2 separate regions of the Homo sapiens genome follow, and region 1 is linked to region 2. A link is a loop called in an ENCODE intact Hi-C map of the cell type or tissue named here. Cell type or tissue: heart left ventricle. All regions are shown on one strand. Each heading gives the region's core, and the rest is flanking DNA. Links, peaks and the distances in the headings are about the cores only. Region 1 has its middle 36 kb from the start of SLC8A1. Region 2 overlaps LINC01794 (long intergenic non-protein coding RNA 1794).

Region 1 (9,545 bases), core at 976-8,975, 270 kb before region 2:
AAGAAAAAACTAACAGAGACTGCTAATTCTCTAGTCCAGTATTTTGTTGGTAACAGATCCCTCAATTTTATCTGCTCAGAATAAGGATTATATTACGGTAAAGTGAGGCCACATGACTAGGTTCTGCCTGGTAAATAAACAGAAGTCTCATGTGGCAATTTTCAGAAAACCTTCTTAAAAGATGGCTGACGTACTTCCTTTGCTTATTTCTCTTCCCTCTTTGTCTTTTCTGCTGGATGGAATTCAGGCTGATGGCTGGAACTTGAGCAGCCATCATGGTCCACGAGACAGTACACTAAGAATGACAAAATATCAAGATAAAAGAAATCCTGGTGATTATAAGCCACTGTATCAGCCCTGAATTGCTTATCTCCAGATTGTGATCATCAGAGAGAGACAGAACACTATCTAGTTTAGAAAGCATTTATTGTGAGTTTCTGTCATTTGCAGCTGAACTTAGTCCTAATGGATACAAATCTTTATTGAGAATGCTGACCTCAACCATCATTCTGTTAAAAAGGTTCCAATGCATAGAGAGGGTATAACTGTGACTAATATAACATGACTATATATTTTAAAACAAATGTGTTAAAATGAATCCAAATGAAATTATCCCTCACAGGCTGTCCCTTTGGGAGAAAATATTATTCCAATCACACTATCATTAGTCAGATGAGTATTACAGCTTTTCCTTTGAGACTGTGTTGACAGTGGTAGTGGGAGCAGCAGCAACATCCAATTTCCAGCTAACTGCAGTGATGATAGTGCCATTTGGAAGGACTGGCATTATCCAATGCCAGAGGAACTGTGGTGCAAGCTTTAGCACCCAGGGATCTGTGATGGATGTGATCTGACTGCCTGTCCTTGTTTCTACCCATGCTCCAAGCCTGCTGCTCCACTCTTCTCAGGGATGCTGTGAGCTTTCTCGTATCTTTACAATAGATTATGTTTATGTATCCTTTTCAGGGAGGCCTTTCCTGATGATTCCGCATAAATAGCACCCCTTAGCACTCCCTGTTGCTATCACCCGAATCTAACGCGAGGGGCTTTGAAATTTGAGAGGCTGAAATGTGTCTTCTGGAATATGGGGAACAGTGTTTGACCTACCTTCGGAAACGTTAAACGTGAGGGTTGGTACTATCAGCTGAGTTAGCAAGGAATAAGGAAAGGAGGGCTGAGGCCAGCATTTAGGACTAAAGTGAGCAACTGCAGGCACATTCCAAGGATGCGATAAGTGCTTCTTTTGGACTAGATGTGGACCACTAACACAGAGGAGCTGGTGGAGGGTCATGTTAGGTTCTATACATGAGGGTCACTTGATGTGTAATGAAATCTCAGCAGAAGGATGCTGGAGGTGGAAGGGGAAGCCAGAGAGATATGCATTGCTTGCATCCTATATTTTTAATTTAATGTTACGTGATGAAGTCTCTGAAGAATTCAAGAAAATTTTTATAAAAGAAAGTGTTTGACATCTGCTAAATTCAAAGAAGTCATCATACTAAAGAATAAGAGCTTGCTGGCCTTTTCTTATTTCTATTGCTTCTTTCCCTTCCCCAGCCACATTCAATCTGCTTGGATTAGCAAAAATAGAGGAGGAGGAGTAGAAGCAGGCAGGCAAGGAGAGAACAACCATCCCCTCCACCTTCACGCCGCAGACAACCTCAACAGGGTCAAGGGAAAAGGGTTTAACTATATATCAAATTAATGTGATTATTATATGGAACCGGACATTCTGCTTTCTAAATTGGAACTACATCAATGTCTTAGGCGATTGTAGAACTTCTCCTAACAACAACATTTTCCTACTTATTGGCCAGGTTTATATCTAGGTAAAAGAATAGTGGGCATTTAAAAATAACTGATTTGAACAAGCAGGACTCATGGAAATAATCATAAAAGCAACATGCTTTTTCCTTCCGCTATTCTTTTAAGACTATTCCCTATGTCTCTTGCTTGCTCAACTGCCAGTTACTTTTAAACGTCTGGGGATGTTAAGCAATGAGCCAGGTGATATGTTCTTCCTCACTCTGGTTATTTCCCTCTTTTCTGTAATTCATCTTTATTTCAACAATCATTGTGGTCATTTTGCTCTGATTTCTCCCATCAGATGAAAACACACACTAAAAATGGAATACTCTTAAATATTTTATTCATTGATAAAACTCTTGCCTTCTAGAGTAATTACCACTTCAAAGAAATCCTCAAGAAGACAACTTTAGTAACAAGAAACTTCACCAATCATGGAATTTCTAGCAAAAGAGAGAGGGCATTTTATATGTAGCATTTTTTTTGGCAGTGCTCAAAAAATACTGTGTAGAAAATTCCATATATGATTTGGTCAAATTGGACACTCAATATTTGTTTAAAGAATAAATTGATACATAAATTGCCCTTATACAAACTTATTAAAATGATGTGATATGGTTTGGTTTGTCCCCACTCAAATGTCATCTTGAATTGTAGTTCTCATAATGGCCGCATGTTGTGGGAAGGACACAGTGGGAGTTAATTGAAACATGGGAGCAGTTACCTTCATGCTGTTCTCGTGATAGTGAGTGAGTTCTCATGAGAACTGATGGTTTTATAAGGGGCTTTCCCCCCTTTGCTCAGCAGTTCTCCTGCCTGCCGCCTTGTGAAAAAGGTGCCTTGCTTCCCTTTTGCCTTCTGCCATGATTGTAAATTTCCTGAGGTCTCCCCAGCTATGCTGTACCTCTTCCCTTTATAAATTACCTAGTCTCTGATATGTCTTTATTAGCAGCATGAGAACAGACTAATACATGATTAATGTCTTCTGAAAAAATACACTTATGATACAAAAGAAATAATATGCTGTGAAAGAGAGTACTGATATCCTCTGCTTCAGTATGAATATCAAACACAGTAGAACTTATTTCAGCATGCCCTTGGATCTGGATGCTTAATCAGATCAAGTACCCTGAAACACAATTCTGCCATTAGGCAATAAGATATATTCCTCTTTCTAACAAATAATTTTCATACTCCATAGTGTGTTTTATAAACATGACACTCTGTATTTGATTTTTAAAATTGTTACATTTTTTAAAACACACAGATAATATATCAATGAATACAAGTTAGAAAGAATGGGTAGAAAAAGGGAAAATATGTCTAACCACACCATGTTAATGAGGTTTCCTATTAGTAGTATCTTAATATGTTTTTTTTAATTTCTTTTTTTTTTTATTATTATACTTTAAGTTCTAGGGTACATGTGCACAATGTGCAGGTTTGTTACATATGCATACATGTGCCATGTTGGTGTGCTGCACCTGTTAACTCGTCATTTACATTAGGTATATCTCCTAATGCTATCCCTCCCCCCTCCCCCCACCCCTTTGTAGAGACATGGATGAAGCTGGAAACCATCACTCTGAGCAAACTATTGCAAGGACAGAAAATCAAACACTGCATGGTCTCACTCATAGGTGGGAACTGAACAATGAGAACACTTGGGCACAGGGCGGGGAACATCACACACCGGGGCTTAATATGTTTTTATGTAATACTGCCTTTAATAAAGTTGCATCGAATCCCTTTTGAGCAGAAGTTGGTATTGTTTAAATGTCCACTTCATTTTTCAATTATTCAGTCTATAATATGTATGTATAGGAAATGTGCCTGATTACCAAGTCAGCAGTGGTGAAAATCATACTGTTAGGCCTTCCTGAGGAGGTAGCATGTGAGGTAAAATCGGTAAGATGTAGAAATCCATACTTTGCTGATTTACTATTACTTAGATTTTTCTCCTTAATATTTGACATTTTAACACTTTTGGTATCTAATGTGCATTTTTCCTAACAATTCTAGAATTGTATGTTACAGAAGACAGATGATTGAGAGGAATATTTCACATCTCTTGTTCTCTTTTTTAAAAATTCTACAATTAAGACAGAGTCTAATTGGATTTCCTTTATGAAACCACTGTCTCAGAGCTCTTAACTGTCTTCTTAAAAACTGCTTTTGTGAAAGCAATTTTATCAAAGTGGCATATAAAACCTTTACTAATCCTATAGTTTTGGAAAAGATATTTGGATATATTAACACAGTAGTCGGGGGAAAAATAGTGAATTCCTACTCAACAGAGAAACAGCAGCTCTACCAAGATACTTCCTTAAGAATAACCAAAACTGTCTACTCCCACTACTTTAGTGTTCACTGTGACTCCAAGAGAGGGGAACAGGAGTGAAAGAAGCCCATTGCGGAACCTGCTCACTCAGACTGGTTTTCTCACTGCTGCTGAAAAGGCCAAGCTGGGTTGCATACTTGAGAGAACTTAATGGTCAGTCATGGCATTGAAACAGACACATGCTTAATCACTTTTTCATGCTCCAGTAAGTAAATTGTTCATGGACAGATAACACCATTTAATCTCTGATACCACTTCATGGAAAAACGATACTACCAGCCACAGGGAAAGAGAATTTTAAAAATAATCATAAGTGGGGTTAAAAAGTTTAAAGCCAGCTGACTGAATATCTGGCTTTGAGTTTAGCATTAACTTTCAGATAGAAATGAGTATCTGAGTAAAAGTTTACCCTTTTAGAAGCAAGAGCTACTAAAAGGTGGATAGACAGAATACTAAAAGTCTTTGTCCATGTGTGAAATTTCACAAGATGAGATAAACTGCCAGTCCAGCTTTTTCTATAACCACAAGGGGGACACCTTCTGTAGACAGAAAAAAAAAAAAAAGACTGAAACAAAAGTAAAGGATTTTAATGAATAATCCTCCTCTCCCCTCCTGCTAGCTCACCAAGGAAGCTAGTGAAAGACTATAAATGACAGGGAATTACCGTGCCATAGAATTTGGGAGATTCAGGCCCATTCGTATTCTCTCATCTTATTTCACAGATGTGCAGGCAGACCCTCTTGAAACATGATTCCCAAGCTACCCACTTTCTAGTTTGTGTGTGTGTGTGTGTGTGTGCACGCATGTGTGTATTTTAAGCCCATTTAGCACGTGGAGAAAATGAACATGTTCCCTTTTAACTGTTAAAAGGGAAGTCTCATATGACAGTGTGCTTTTGAGCAAAACCAACTCCATGTGTGTTTAAGTGACCAAAGAGTTGGGGGGAGAAAAAGAAAAACAGACATTTTTGTACTAAGCCACGAATCTCCTAATTCTTCCCACCTGAAATCGTCTTGGATTTTAAAGGTTATTTAAATTCACATGAGTTCTTTCTTTGTGCCGTGTTAATATTATATGCAATTTGATTTCTTTGCTTGTCTGAGATTTTTCAGGACTGTGTTTATGTCTTATAATTCTTAATATCTTTATTGAAATAGTTCAGTAGGAGTGAAGAGAGCATATGAAATGCTCTGTGACTGATGTCCATCTTCAGAGAGAGAGACTTACACTGCTACATGAAACTACATACCTGGGACAGAGGAAATTATGTTGGATTTGGAAGTAGAATATCTGTTTCAGAGTCCCACAAGATAATCCTAACTATAGCAACAATCATACTCTAACGATAAGAACTGTCATTGATTGAGTGCTTATTCTGTGTCGGGAACAGCATTAACTACTTTACCAACATTCTGTCATGTAACTGTTGCATCAACCCAAGGAGGCTGTCTGAGTTTCTGTTTTACAGATAGCACAGTGAAGCTTACAGAACAAGAGAAACCTGCCTAAGGTGACACATCGCTAGCAATTTATAAGAGAAACATAATTAATAATCAAGTCTGTCTGCTCCATTTCACAATCTGTAAAACAAAGGTATAATCTACCTCAAATTTTGCCAGGCTTAAATGGGATTACACGAGCCCCGTAAACCAAAAAGCATACGTGCAAACACATGTATTAAGGTGAACATGCCATATAGACGAGGTACAATATCAAAAATAGACTCCACACAAAGCAGGGTGCAAGGCAGAAAAAAGAGAAAGGAACTTTTCTTCCCATGGTCACGGTCTGTGCCTTTTCACCCACCGAAAAGTCTGTTCTCACTTTTCTGACATTCAATGTTACTCACTAGAGATACCAACGCAGTTCTTCCCAGCTGGTGTAACGGGACTGTGACATACTATTAGAAGGGGAGTAGAGTAGAGTTTCACTTTCACTTTGGGATTAGAACACTTTAGTTGGAGAAGGAGAGAAGATAGCAGAAAGCTTGAAGACAAAAGAACAGGCCCACTCAGCTCTCTCCCTTGATAGAGATTTGGTACTTAACCTTGAGGCTTCAGCTCCATCGAGAACCATTAAGTGGCTTCTTGACCACATTCCCTGGGGTTAGTCTCTGAGCATGGGAAAGGATCAGAAGGTTTGCTGCCACAGGAACAATCCCCAAACTTTAGCCAATAAAACACTTTTCTAAATCCCCCCAAGCCAAAACAGTGTCCCCTTATTAAGAAGCCATTAGTCAGATTTTACAACCTGATATGAAGACAGGCAGCCCCCTTACATTCACTTGATGATACACTGCTAACATTTTTACATTGTGTCACTAAATCTGTGTTAAACAAGCACCAAAAACTATCTTTTCCCTCTCCGATCAAAAAACACTCCTGACAATTTCAATGACATTAAGCATATGTAAGATTTTCTTCCACCATGAAACTAGTGAAATTGCGTGGATATCTTACTTATTTTCAAGGAAGCTATGCATCATCTAAACATCAATCATTTGGAATATACAATCACGTATTTATAAGGGCAGATACAATGTACTTGACTTTGAAGCATGTCACTCATTAAAAAGCATGGCAAGATAAGTTTCTTGTTACTGTTTTAACTTTTGATTTTTGATGTGGATTTTAAACAGACACTTTAGTATTTCAAAAGGAAATAAGCACAGAATAATTTTGTCATATAGCTTTCAGATCACTTAGTCCTCATTTCACAGGCTATAATTGTTTCTCCAACTTTTCCACTAATATATGGAATGCATAAACTATGTTTGTTTGTATAAGTATAAATATATTAACTTAAGACTGATAAGAACCCAGTATTTCAATAAGTTTCGAGGAAACAAAAGTGAGTGTCCTTTAGGTACTAAATGAATCTTATATACATTTAAAATTTTACATATATGCTGAAGACACAAAGTTGACTATAACATCATAATGTTTTTAGATGATTTGTGGGGATGGGTAGGAGTAGTGGATTCACAACTATCTATTTGGATAACCAGGGGTGTCCAAGAATAAAACTCAAAATGAAAGACTTCTAACGTCAACTTGGCAAATATATTGAACACAAGGTATTAATAACACTAGTGAAAAGAATCAAAAATTATAAAGTGCAGTGAAGTTTTATAATGACTGAAATCCAGTTGGAACATACGGGAAAAGATGCTGATTATATTATAGAGAATCATATGCATCGTACTGAGATACAAAATAAAAAGATCCGCAAATCAGGAATAATGAAGAATTGACAAGCAATATTTTCTGAAATCTCAACTTAAAAACCCGGCCATTCACTATACCTTCTATGGAATTTATATTCCTTTAACGTAAGAATGTTAAAACCAACACGAAAGTGTCTCTCTCTCTATAAAAAGGCCAATATTTGAAAACATTACTTGTTTCTCTCCTACATCTACAATTTAACAGTTGTGAAAGCCTTAGGAAGTCATCTAATTCAAGCTCTTATTTTATAGTCAAAGAAGCTTAGGTTTGTAGTTCTCCTTGAAAAGGTCCTTCACGTCCCTTGTAAGTTGGATTCCTAGGTATTTTATTCTCTTTGAAGCAATTGTGAATGGGAGTTCACTCATGATTTGGTTCTCTGTTTGTCTGTTATTGGTGTATAAGAATGCTTGTGATTTTTGTACATTGATTTTGTATCCTGAGACTTTGCTGAAGTTGCTTATCAGCTTAAGGAGATTTTGGGCTGAGACAATGGGGTTTTCTAGATATACAATCATGTCATCTGCAAACAGGGACAGTTTGACTTCCTCTTTTCCTAATTGAATACCCTTTATTTCCTTCTCCTGCCTAATTGCCCTGGCCAGAACTTCCAACACTATGTTGAATAGGAGTGGTGAGAGAAGGCATCCCTGTCTTGTGCCAGTTTTCAAAGGGAATGCTTCCAGTTTTTGCCTATTCAGTATGATATTGGCTGTGGGTTTGCAATAGATAGCTCTTACTGAGATACGTCCCATCAATACCTAATTTATTGAGAGTTTTTAGCATGAAGAGTTGTTGAATTTTGTCAAAGGCCTTTTCTGCATCTATTGAGAGAACCATGTGGTTTTTGTCTTTGGTTCTGTTTATATGCTGGATTACATTTATTGATTTGCATATATTGAACCAGCCTTGCATCCCAGACCACTGCTCAGTGAAATAAAAGAGGATACAAACAAATGGAAGAACATTCCATGCTCATGGGTAGGAAGAATCAATATCATGAAAATGGCCATACTGCCAAGGTAATTTATAGATTCAATGCCATCCCCATCAAGCTACCAATGACTTTCTTCACAGAATTGGAAAAAACTACTTTAAAGTTCATATGGAACCAAAAAAGAGCCCGCATCGCCAAGTCAATCCTAAGCCAAAAGAACAAAGCTGCAGGCATCACACTACCTGACTTCAAACTATACTACAAGGCTACAGTAACCAAAACAGCATGGTACTGGTACCAAAACAGAGATATAGATCAATGGAACAGAACAGAGCCCTCAGAAATAACGCCACATATCTACAACTATCTGATCTTTGACAAACCTGAGAAAAACAAGCAATGGGGAAAGGATTCCCTATTTTATAAATCGTGCTGGGAAAACTGGCTAGCCATATCTAGAAAGCTGAAACTGGATCCCTTCCTGACACCTTATACAAAAATTAACTCAAGATGGATTAAAGACTTAAATGTTAGACCTAAAACCATAAAAACCCTAGAAGAAAACCTAGGCATTACCATTCAGGACATAGGCACGGGCAAGAACTTCATGTCAAAAACACCAAAAGCAATGGCAACAAAAGCCAAAATTGACAAATGGGATCTAATTAAACTAAAGAGCTTCTGCACAGCAAAAGAAACTACCATCAGAGTGAACAGGCAACCTACAAAATTGGAGAAAATTTTCGCAACCTACTCATCTGACAAAGGGCTAATATCCAGAATCTACAATGAACTCAAACAAATTTACAAGAAAAAAACAAACAACCCAATCAAAAAGTGGGCAAAGGACATGAACAGACACTTCTCAAAAGAAGACATTTATGCAGCCAAAAAACACATGAAAAAATGCTCACCATCACTGGCCATCAGAGAAATGCAAATCAAAACCACAATGAGATACCATCTCACACCAGTTAGAATGGCAATCATTAAAAAGTCAGGAAACAACAGGTGCTGGAGAAGATGTGGAGAAATAGGAACACTTTTACACTCTTGGTGGGACTGTAAACTAGTTCAACCATTGTGGAAGTCAGTGTGGCCATTCCTCAGGGATCTAGAACTAGAAATACCATTTGGTCCAGCCATCCCATTACTGGGTATATACCCAAAGGACTATAAATCATGCTGCTATAAAGACACATGAACACTCATGTTTATTGTGGCACTATTCACAATA
Region 2 (9,545 bases), core at 828-8,827:
AAAAAAGAAAGATGTAATTTGAATTGATAGTAATTAAAATGAAATGACTTCTCAGCCTAGAGAAGAACATTTTGAATACGATGATCAATAGACAACATTATTCTGACAATTCCAGTGTTGCTGCTTATATAAATGTATGCATTACACTGAAGTACAAGAAGTTAGACTGATTTGAGTAATTCTAAACACTAGTTCAATATACAAAATAGAAGGAGCAGCTTTCAATATCCCTCTAAAAGACCATGCAATGCTTATTACCCAGTTTCACTGCATTCCAGGCCACCATTTCACCTGCAAAGGGGAGTTTAAGATTATGCCAGAGCAAAGGGCTGTGATCACTGCTTGGATTTCATTTGATGGGTTTAATAGACAGGAAATCTGCCATGGAGATGACATCTGCAATATACCTTTTATCCTGAAGAATCAGGGAGAAGCTATTTTGAGAACTTAACACAGTATTTAACATGGGATTTCTGAATGAAGACAGTTTATGGATGAATAAGGTAAGTAAGCATTTAGACTGATGGGAAAAATAGGAGTTGCCAAATCCATTCAAATTTTAAAAATTATCTTTTTCTACCTTCTTGTCTGAGCACCTGAGAATAAATCAACATGTGTCTTTGAAAATGTATATTTAATAACAAATAGTACTTAACACTACAAAGTATTTCATACCGATGGTATTCTTCTGATGACTAAATAGCATATTTCCTAATCTCTACACAAAACGAAATTCTATAATTTAACTTTTTGGTCAAAAAGATGAACTTTGAAACATTTTAAATTTTGAAATTTTATAAAACATTTAAAAGTAGATGAGTATCTGAATATCAATTAAGCCACGTAGCCCTTGGTAGTTTCTTATTCACAGTAACGATTTCATAGGTAAGAGTGCCTGTTATCACTAATTAATATCAAATATTAAAAACTATGTAATTCCCACCTTTAAGGATACTTTAATATATTGTGATTATTAATTTAGATGAACTTTATGAAAAACATTTCGATTAAAATGTCTCTCATTAACAGAGAATACAGAGGATTTCTCTTCTGAACATATGACATTTTTTTTTCCAAATTGCATAAAATTCAAAAGCTCCTTTTTAATGCAAAGATAGAATTGAATGACTACTTTTGGTATTTGTTTGGTTGTGTGTGCTTTGCTTCCAGAAAAATAATTGAACTCTTTTTTTTTTTTTTTGGTCTAAAGAATCAGCATTAAATCTTGCTTACCCATTTGTACATTCATTTAGTAAGCAAATAAACTACATTAATAGAGTGAGACTTATAACAGCAGAATTTTTTGGAAGATCTTGATAGTACTATTAGCCTATTGAGTCAATGATTTTGGCCACTATGACAGTCAACTTCACTCTTTCAATAGCCACAATTGATATAATTTGCCATATATGCTTCAAAATGTTTTATTGGAGGTCTGGATCCTGAATAACGTTTTATACTAAATACTTGTTTTTTTTTTTTTTTTTTTTTTTAGTGACTTAGAAAACAGTTTGATACTATTAAGGAAGCCATAACTGAATTATATTAAAGCTGGAAGCACAACACTATCAAACACTGAAACACACAAAATGATTCTTTGTTTTATCCCAAGGTATTAGTGATAAAAAGATCATAGTTCTCAAACACAGATTTATTTCCTTCCTCCCTCCCTCTCTCTGTCTCTTTTTTCTTTCTTGTTCTTTCTTCTTCCTTCCTTCCTCCCTTCCTCCCTCTTTCTTTCCTTTCCTTTCCTTTCCTTTTTTCTTTTCTCCTTTTCTTTCTTTCTTTTTTCTTTCTTTCTTTCCTTTCTTTCTTTCTTTCTTTCTTTCTTTTTTCTTTCTTTCTTTCCTTTCTTTCTTTCTCTCTCTTTCTTCCCCCTCCCTCCCTTTCTTTCCTTCCTTGCTTCCCTCCCTCCCCCACTCCCTCCCTCCCTCCCTCCCTTCATTCCTTCCTTCCTTCCCTGCCTCTCTCAGTCTGTCACCCATGCTGGACTGCAGTGGTGCAATCTCGGCTCAAGTGATCCCCATTCTTCAGCCTCCCGAGTAGCTGGGATTACAGGTATGCACCACCATGCCCAGCTAATTTTTTGTGCTTGTAGTAGACATGGGGCTTTGGCATGTTGGCCAGGCTTGTCTCAAACTCCTGACCTAAAGTGATCAACCTGCCTTGGCCTCCCAGAGTGCTGGCATTTTGGGCATGAGCCAGCATGCCAGGCCAGCATTATTTTTCTTTTGCATATCTCAGTTTGATTTTTTTGTTAATGTAAATATGAAACTTTTATTTCATATTTTCCTGACAAAGTAATACAAGCTCATTTGGAAATTTTTGAAAATGCATCACACGTTATAATGAAGATATAAAAATCACCAATAAGTTCATCAATCAGTTTAAAAAGTTAACTTGTTAGTGCATTTTTCTATAAATATTTAGATCATATTGTAGGCACTATTATGTATATTACTTTTTTGTTAAATACTATATCAGATTCACTTCCATTACATAAAGAATGTAGCGAGACATATTTTCCAAATAGCTGTGTAATATCCTATCATGCACGTTACCATGTTTCATTTAACTGTTTGATTTTTAAGACTCTTCTTTACATCACAAGCATTGCTTTTGTTTAAAATTTGATGGTTCCATATCTTATCATCATAGCCTCTGTTACTGTAATAAATAGGTATAGATTTATCTAGAATAATACTCACAGAATGATCAAAGTATAGAAAGTTGATTTTAAGAGAAAAGTTAATGAAATTTCCAAGAAAAGACTGAGTATTGTAATACAAAATTTAAGTACTGAGTATAAAGTAGATTTTATTCTAAAGTTGACTATCCCTTTCTTGAACATCAAAGCTTGATGAAAAATATTACTTGAAATAAATCCTGACTTATTTTGATTAGGCAAAGGAGTTACTGAATGTCTGGACTTCAGCGAATTAAGACACTGAGACTTTCTCGCTATTGAAGCTACCTTGAAACAATAAACACTAAATACCTAGTTGGTTTGCCAAAAGCATAAAATGTTACTTTTCGTATTTGATTTTCTTTCCCAAATCTATAATATAATCCAGAATTTGTACACATATTTTTTTCCTGATAATTAAACGTGTAGACAATGGGAATATAAGAGTTTCCAAATCCATTCAATCATTTTATGAACTTTTTCTACCTTCTTTGTGCTCCTGGGAAAAAAATCAACACATACATTTTAAAAACATATTTGATAACTGAAACTAGTTAACCTAAACCCAAAGAAGGCCTACCCTTCTACCATGTCCAAATTAAAACTAAAATTATTAACAGTTTGTTTCTTTACATCCATGAGAATTTGCTTCAATTATTTCTTTTCATGCCAGTTTCCTTTTCAAACCCTTCCTTAGACTTTCATTATATGTTTTCTAGTTACAAAGTCCGGAAAAGATATGCATAGAGATTGGTGTATCCAGGAACAGAAAACCAAACACTGCATGTTCTCATAGGTGGGAGTTGAACCAATGAGAACACACAGACACAGGGAGGGGAACATCACACACTGATGCCTGTTGGGGGATGGAGGTCTGGAGGAGTAGTAGCATTAGGAGAAATACCTAATGTAGATGACTAGTTGATAGGTGCAGCAAACCACCATGGCACATGTATACCTATGTAACAAACCTGCACGTTCTGCACATGTGTCCCAGAACTTTATATATATATATAATGTATGCGTGTGTGTGTATAGAAATTGGTATATCATGATGCTTGCTTAAATACTCCAGTTTTTTACTCTATTTGGTCAGCATAGATCTCATAAGATTTTTCCTTTGATAAAGTTTTGTATTACAGAAGTTGTGAGCACATAATCTTTTCTTCCCATAGCTTGCTCACATTGGTGGATGTGGTAGTTCTTCAATCTAGTTGCCACATTTCCTGCAGATACTAGGCACGCTAATTATGTCTCATAAATACAGGTTAAGCTAATCAAGTACTGTCTTGCTGTGTCTTTGTCTCTGTCTCTGTGAACACATTACATTGCTTCTTTGTACCCTTGCCAGCAAAAAAGAGAAATAATATCTATAACCTTCTCCCCTCAAGAGTATTGTACTTGTTAATAAGTATGCAGAACTTTCAGAGAAAGATACAGTGCTTAGAGCTCTGTGGAAAAAACACTTGTATATAAATGTAATATGTCATTTTTATAACATCTCCTAGCAGCCTAATGAAATGAACACAGGCACTCCACCAACACATTTCTTACTTGGGCTACATCCAACTCACCAAACACAATTAGGAAGTGAAATTCTTCTTGTTACTGTAAACCGTAACAGCCCAAAACTCCGTTTAATGTAGGCTCATTTTGGATTCTGTCCAGTGAGATATTGAAAGTACTAGAAGATCTTCATTATAATATGAATCTATATGGATGATTTTTTATCACAAGTTTCCAATGTGTTGTTTATGGCTTCAAACAGAAAATGATTTGTGTTTCTGTTTTGGTTTTAGTTTTAGCTATTGCTATTTCTAAAACAAATTAAAATTTACTTTTTGAAGTATTTGACACATATCAATGATTGGATCTAAGTTTCATACATTTTCTCTTTCTCTTCTAAAAATGTTACCCCCTTTGCAATCTTATTTCTCTTCTTTCAATTTCAAACTTGTGAAACCGTAGTTGTCAGCTTTTACTTTTATTCTCTTTCCTCCCACTCTTAGTTTAAAAAGTGATATACCCTTGTTTTGCCCTCTTGAATTTACTGATTCAATTTTTCTGGAATAGTATTTAATTATTCCAATAACATTAGAAATAAGTCCAGAATTTTAAAATTTTAGTTTGTTTGTTTTCCTAGCCTCACTCTCCTTATGTCTTAGATGCATTTTATGGTATTGATTTTGATATGCTTCTCATACTTTACCTTCCAATTCATTTAATCCTTTCCAATTAGGTCTCATTGTCTATCTTTACCTCTCCTATTTTCTGTTAAATACTGGCATTGTGATAACATCTTCACATTCTACTACTCCTGTCTAAATTAGGGCTAAAGTTATTTATAGGCCATGTCTCTACATCCTTGAGAATTTGCCTTAAACATTCCTTTTATAATGGCAGTTCTCTGTTCAAAACTTTTTCTGAACTTCATTATATCTTCTTATTTACAAATTCCAGCTGAGTACATGGTTTATAGCAGCCACTCAAGAAATGTTTGTTGGCTAGTCTGAATGCAGTGGTGTTTAAAATCTCACAGACACACACACAAACACACACACACACGTGTTAAATAGATTAATACTTGTTTGATTCTGAAGCATTTACCATTTCCATTTCTATGTATTACTTGTTCCATTTAGTATCCAAAATTTTATACCAATGACGTGATACGCTAGAGGACTACATTCTAAGTCTCTTTTATGGATAGCACTTAAGTATTTTTCTTTTCTCCAATTAAGTTGGAGCCTGGTTCAGGGGTGTGATAACTGGCTACAGACTACTGCATCAACTGCTACTCCAAATGTGTCCATGCAAGGCACCACTGCATCTGCTCCTGGCTCTCTGCTGTCCTCCAGTGGTTACATGTTATATTCCCCCACCCAGAATGTTACAAATAAGAGAATAGAGCCCATACGAAGATCTGAAATGTTCTGTCCCCACTGTCTCCACAAACTGGATTAGCATTGGCTAAGCTAAGTAGTAAGAAGAACCAATGTGGCCTATCATTAAAAGACAAGATCCAGATCAAGGTACCCGTGGAATCTCATTACTGTTCCTTTCATTGCTATTCAAGGCAAGCTGCCTAGAGATCACAATCTACATATCATCCCCTGGTCTTTTAGCACATATGCCACTCAGTGCGTTTCAAGACTTCAATCAGCCTAACCAAATTATATGTTGTGAAAAAGGTATTATTTCACTGAAATTACCAGCGGCTTAGTACATTAATATTTCCCCTAAAAAGGGGGAGTCAGTAAACCTGTAGTGTCGAGGATGGCAGGAGCAGGAAGGAAAACTCATGGAGCCAGTACTTACTTGGGATTCAGCAAAATTGTCTCAAAATCCCTTAAACTGTTACACTTGTAAAATTCTGGCCCATTAGGAGACATGGCCTTAATTAAAAGGTTTAAATTTTAACCTACGCACAGTCATGGAAATAGTAAGAACCTCCCACCTCCCAGATCTCCTTTTGTTCTAGCACACATATATGACATGTAAAAAAAAAATTAAATTCTGAAGTTTCCCTTCCAAATGAAAAATGACAATTCTTAATCCTCTATAATTCAGTTATTGCAAAACTAACTTTAATTTACTTTATTTGGTTTGTAAACTGTGAATTTTATGCAAAGAGATAGAATTAGTGGAATGATTACTATAACACATTTACTTATAAACATTTAAGCAACTATACATTTCCTTAAATCTGTGGTCATGAGGAGCTTGACCTAGTGAGACATAGTAACGTTCTTGAGTTACTAGACTTTTTCCTATTGAGTTGTAAGAGTTCTTTATATGTTCTGGATATAACGCTTTATATATTTTTATATATATAATAGTTTTCCCATTCTATTGCAGACTTGTTAATATGACTTTTATAGGAGAAAAAATTTTAATTTTGATAATAATCATTTTATCGAAGTTTCTTTTATGTTTTGTTCTTAGGTGCCCTTAGAAATCTTTGCCTATACAAGGCTGCAAATATTTCCTTCTAGAAAATTTTTAATGTTTTACAGGTACTATATGATCCATTGCAAATTAATTATAGAATGTGGTGTGAGGTAAGGGTCAATATTGAAATCTTGTGCTTCCTGTACATGGAACATGGATCTGCATTTTATTTCTTCTGTTTTTTAATCTGGATGCATTTTATTTTATTTTACTTATTTAGTTTTACCCTACAAATTTAAATCTGCAGCACACTGTGCACTAGAACTGGAGATAGTTGATATCGTGACTTGTTCATCACCTCAGAGGAACATACTATTTCCAAATTAAGCATGATGCCAGATATATGATTTATGGATGCCCTTTTATAGTTTAAGGAAGTTTGCTTCTCATTTTGATTTCCTTCTCTTCTTATTTTTGAGTTTTATGGATGGCATTTTTTGAGTTTGAGGAAGTTTCCTTCTCTTACTATTTTGATGTCCTTCTTTCCTTTTTTTGTTGTTAGTAGTAGATGTTGAATTTTCTCCCTGAGAGGACTCCCGAGTAACTCTCTTCCATACATATTTCCACATCAGATCCTGGTTCCTTGGAAATTTAACCCAAGAGATCTAGTTTCTTTCATTGCCCCATAAGACATTATATACTTTAAGAAACTTTAGAAAGAAGTAAATATTACACTAGACAGGAAGAGAAAATGTGAAGCTTGCACTTTCTGTCCATCAAAGCACATAAGATGAAAGAAATCAGAGATATGGGACTCTGTATCTGAAATGCCTCTTTCCAAACTGTGTTCTTAGAGTAGGAAAGCTTATTGAATAGGTTTAGAGAGAAAGCTGAAATCAAGGATAGTTTATCCTTGTCCACCATTTGGCCACCTGGGAAGAAATGGTCGTGCACACTGTCATGTGCCAATACGGAGATGACAGAGAAAGAGCAGAGAAAGAATAAATGAACACGGGAAGGCATTCCTAAGCTGTACTGTAGCCATATACCCTTACAGGAACCCACAGATTCCTACATTTTCTAGAAGAGAGTATAAAAAAGTAGCTGAACATCTAGTAGCTATCACTGTGGGAGCAAAGGATCTTGAATATTAAGGGCTACTGAGAAGGTTCATTTATCCTGCAGTCATGATTCAGGAAAAGTTCCTTGGGCCTCAGTGAGAATAAGTCATCGAGGGAAAGCTATAGGATTGTGGCTAGGCCAGGAGGACAGAACTCATTAATGCATACTAGTAGGATGCTTGTGGATATGAACAGACTATCCTCATCTTAGGGTATACCAGCCTCCACACAGCCAGTGGAGAGCCACCCAAGGACCAGCATGAGACAAAGATAACCACTAACCCCAATCTCATGGTGACATCCATGCCATCTTATTCCAAGATGTCGTCTTAAAAAGGAAAAGTGTGGGTAAAACAGCCTTAATAGGACTTGGAAATTTAAACTGTCAATTATACTTTCAGAATAGGAATTGTTGGAAATCAAAAGAAACTTAAAAATGAAAGGATAAGATATAATTAGAGAAAAAGTTAAAATTTGATTCATTACTATATGTCAATGAGGTACAGAAGTGAAGCAGATATATTTTCTCTCCATATTGAAGTGGTAACTTAAATTCTTAACTCTACAATACTGCTAGTAAGCGGTAAAGATTCAAAGTGGGCCCGATTCTATGACTTATTCACCGAAATACTAGTTCTACTGAGTTCACTTTAAGGCATAATTGAATGTCAGTAAAATATTACTGGTTATTATGAAGTCTCAGATAAACCAGAAATTAAATCTCATCATCACTGATATACTAACTACATATATAGAAAGCACGTTACAACTCCAGAAACAGATGCATACATATGCACATATATACATATGTGTGTGGGCATGTGTTTATATACATATGGAGTTTCTAGGCCTAACACATTGATAATTGAAGGTAGTTTAGGTTTCAGCAACCAGGCCATGTCTCATGGAATGGAGATATTAAATCATGGAGGAAACTGTCATAAATTATCAGTAAGGGACTATATAAAACTTGATGTCTCCTGGAGAAAACTTGTGTCTGGCTAAAATTTAATCTCTTCTTTTAATGTCCTCAAATGGTCTCAACAGATTCCTTTCTGAGGGAAATATAGCCAAAGGTAACCATGTTAGGAAATAGTGATCTGGTTATGTGTCTAATTTTACCATTCTGGGAAACCTTCCCACAGTTGCAAATTTCTTACCTGAAAATTTAACATGGGCACTGCATCGGTCTGTTCTCTCGCTGCTAATAAAGACATACCCAAGGCTAGGTAATTTATAAAGGAAAGAGGTCTAATTGATTCACAGTCCCACATGGCAGGGATGGCCTCACAATTATGGTGGAAGAGCAAGGGATGTCTTACAAGAGAGCTTGTGCGGGGGAACTTTAATTTATAACGCATCAGATCATGTAAGACTTATTCACTACCACGAGAACAGTATGGGGAAACTACCCCCATAACTCACTTATCTCTACCTGGCCCGGCTCTTGACATGTGGGGATTATTACACTTCAAGGTGAGATTTGGTTGGGGACACAGCCAAACCATATTAGGTACTCTAATAGGTGGTTGGAAATAGCTGGTAAAAATAATCCCAAATCTGCTTTGCAAAGGTAACAGAAACTTTAAACAATATTTTAAGTATGGATATTGGTGTCTGTGTGTGTGCGTGTGTGTGTGTGTGTGTGTGTTTAAAAGTTTATATTGGACAATAGCAAACTACCTTGGAGAAAAGTTGATTTTGGAACATAAAAATCTCTTCATCACAAAGAGCAAATTCTAAATATATATCACATGGAATAATCAGGAAAAGTACTATGGGAATATTTTAGCTCTCTAGAAGGAAATACTAATCCAGATGTCTTTATTAATTGTACTTTAGGGCAA

What was found. Peaks named below come from ENCODE experiments on the same cell type or tissue, not always from the same donor. Only the 100,000 strongest peaks of a DNase experiment are listed, where the experiment ranks them.
Region 1: it touches region 2 in a loop (4-fold over the local background); 10 of 110 quality-filtered maps call a loop at or near these places.

Annotation. Positions count from the first base shown.
Region 1 is chr2:40,483,530-40,493,074 of GRCh38, forward strand. It overlaps a transcript of SLC8A1 not described here. Among named protein-coding and RNA genes, the nearest start is that of SLC8A1, 36 kb to the left of the region's middle. In heart left ventricle, for the core only: a CTCF peak has its summit at 4,669; no DNase peak of the experiment used is centred there; H3K4me3 peaks cover 3,484 bases; H3K27ac peaks cover 3,385 bases.
Region 2 is chr2:40,754,717-40,764,261 of GRCh38, forward strand. LINC01794 (long intergenic non-protein coding RNA 1794) reads left to right here. Exons shown (of 4, transcript NR_183396.1): 3 at 422-503; 4 at 9,541-9,545. The region is part of intron 2 of LOC105374497 (a long non-coding RNA gene); the gene reads right to left. Among named protein-coding and RNA genes, the nearest start is that of LINC01794, 13 kb to the left of the region's middle. In heart left ventricle, for the core only: a CTCF peak has its summit at 5,536; no DNase peak of the experiment used is centred there; H3K4me3 peaks cover 612 bases; H3K27ac peaks cover 279 bases.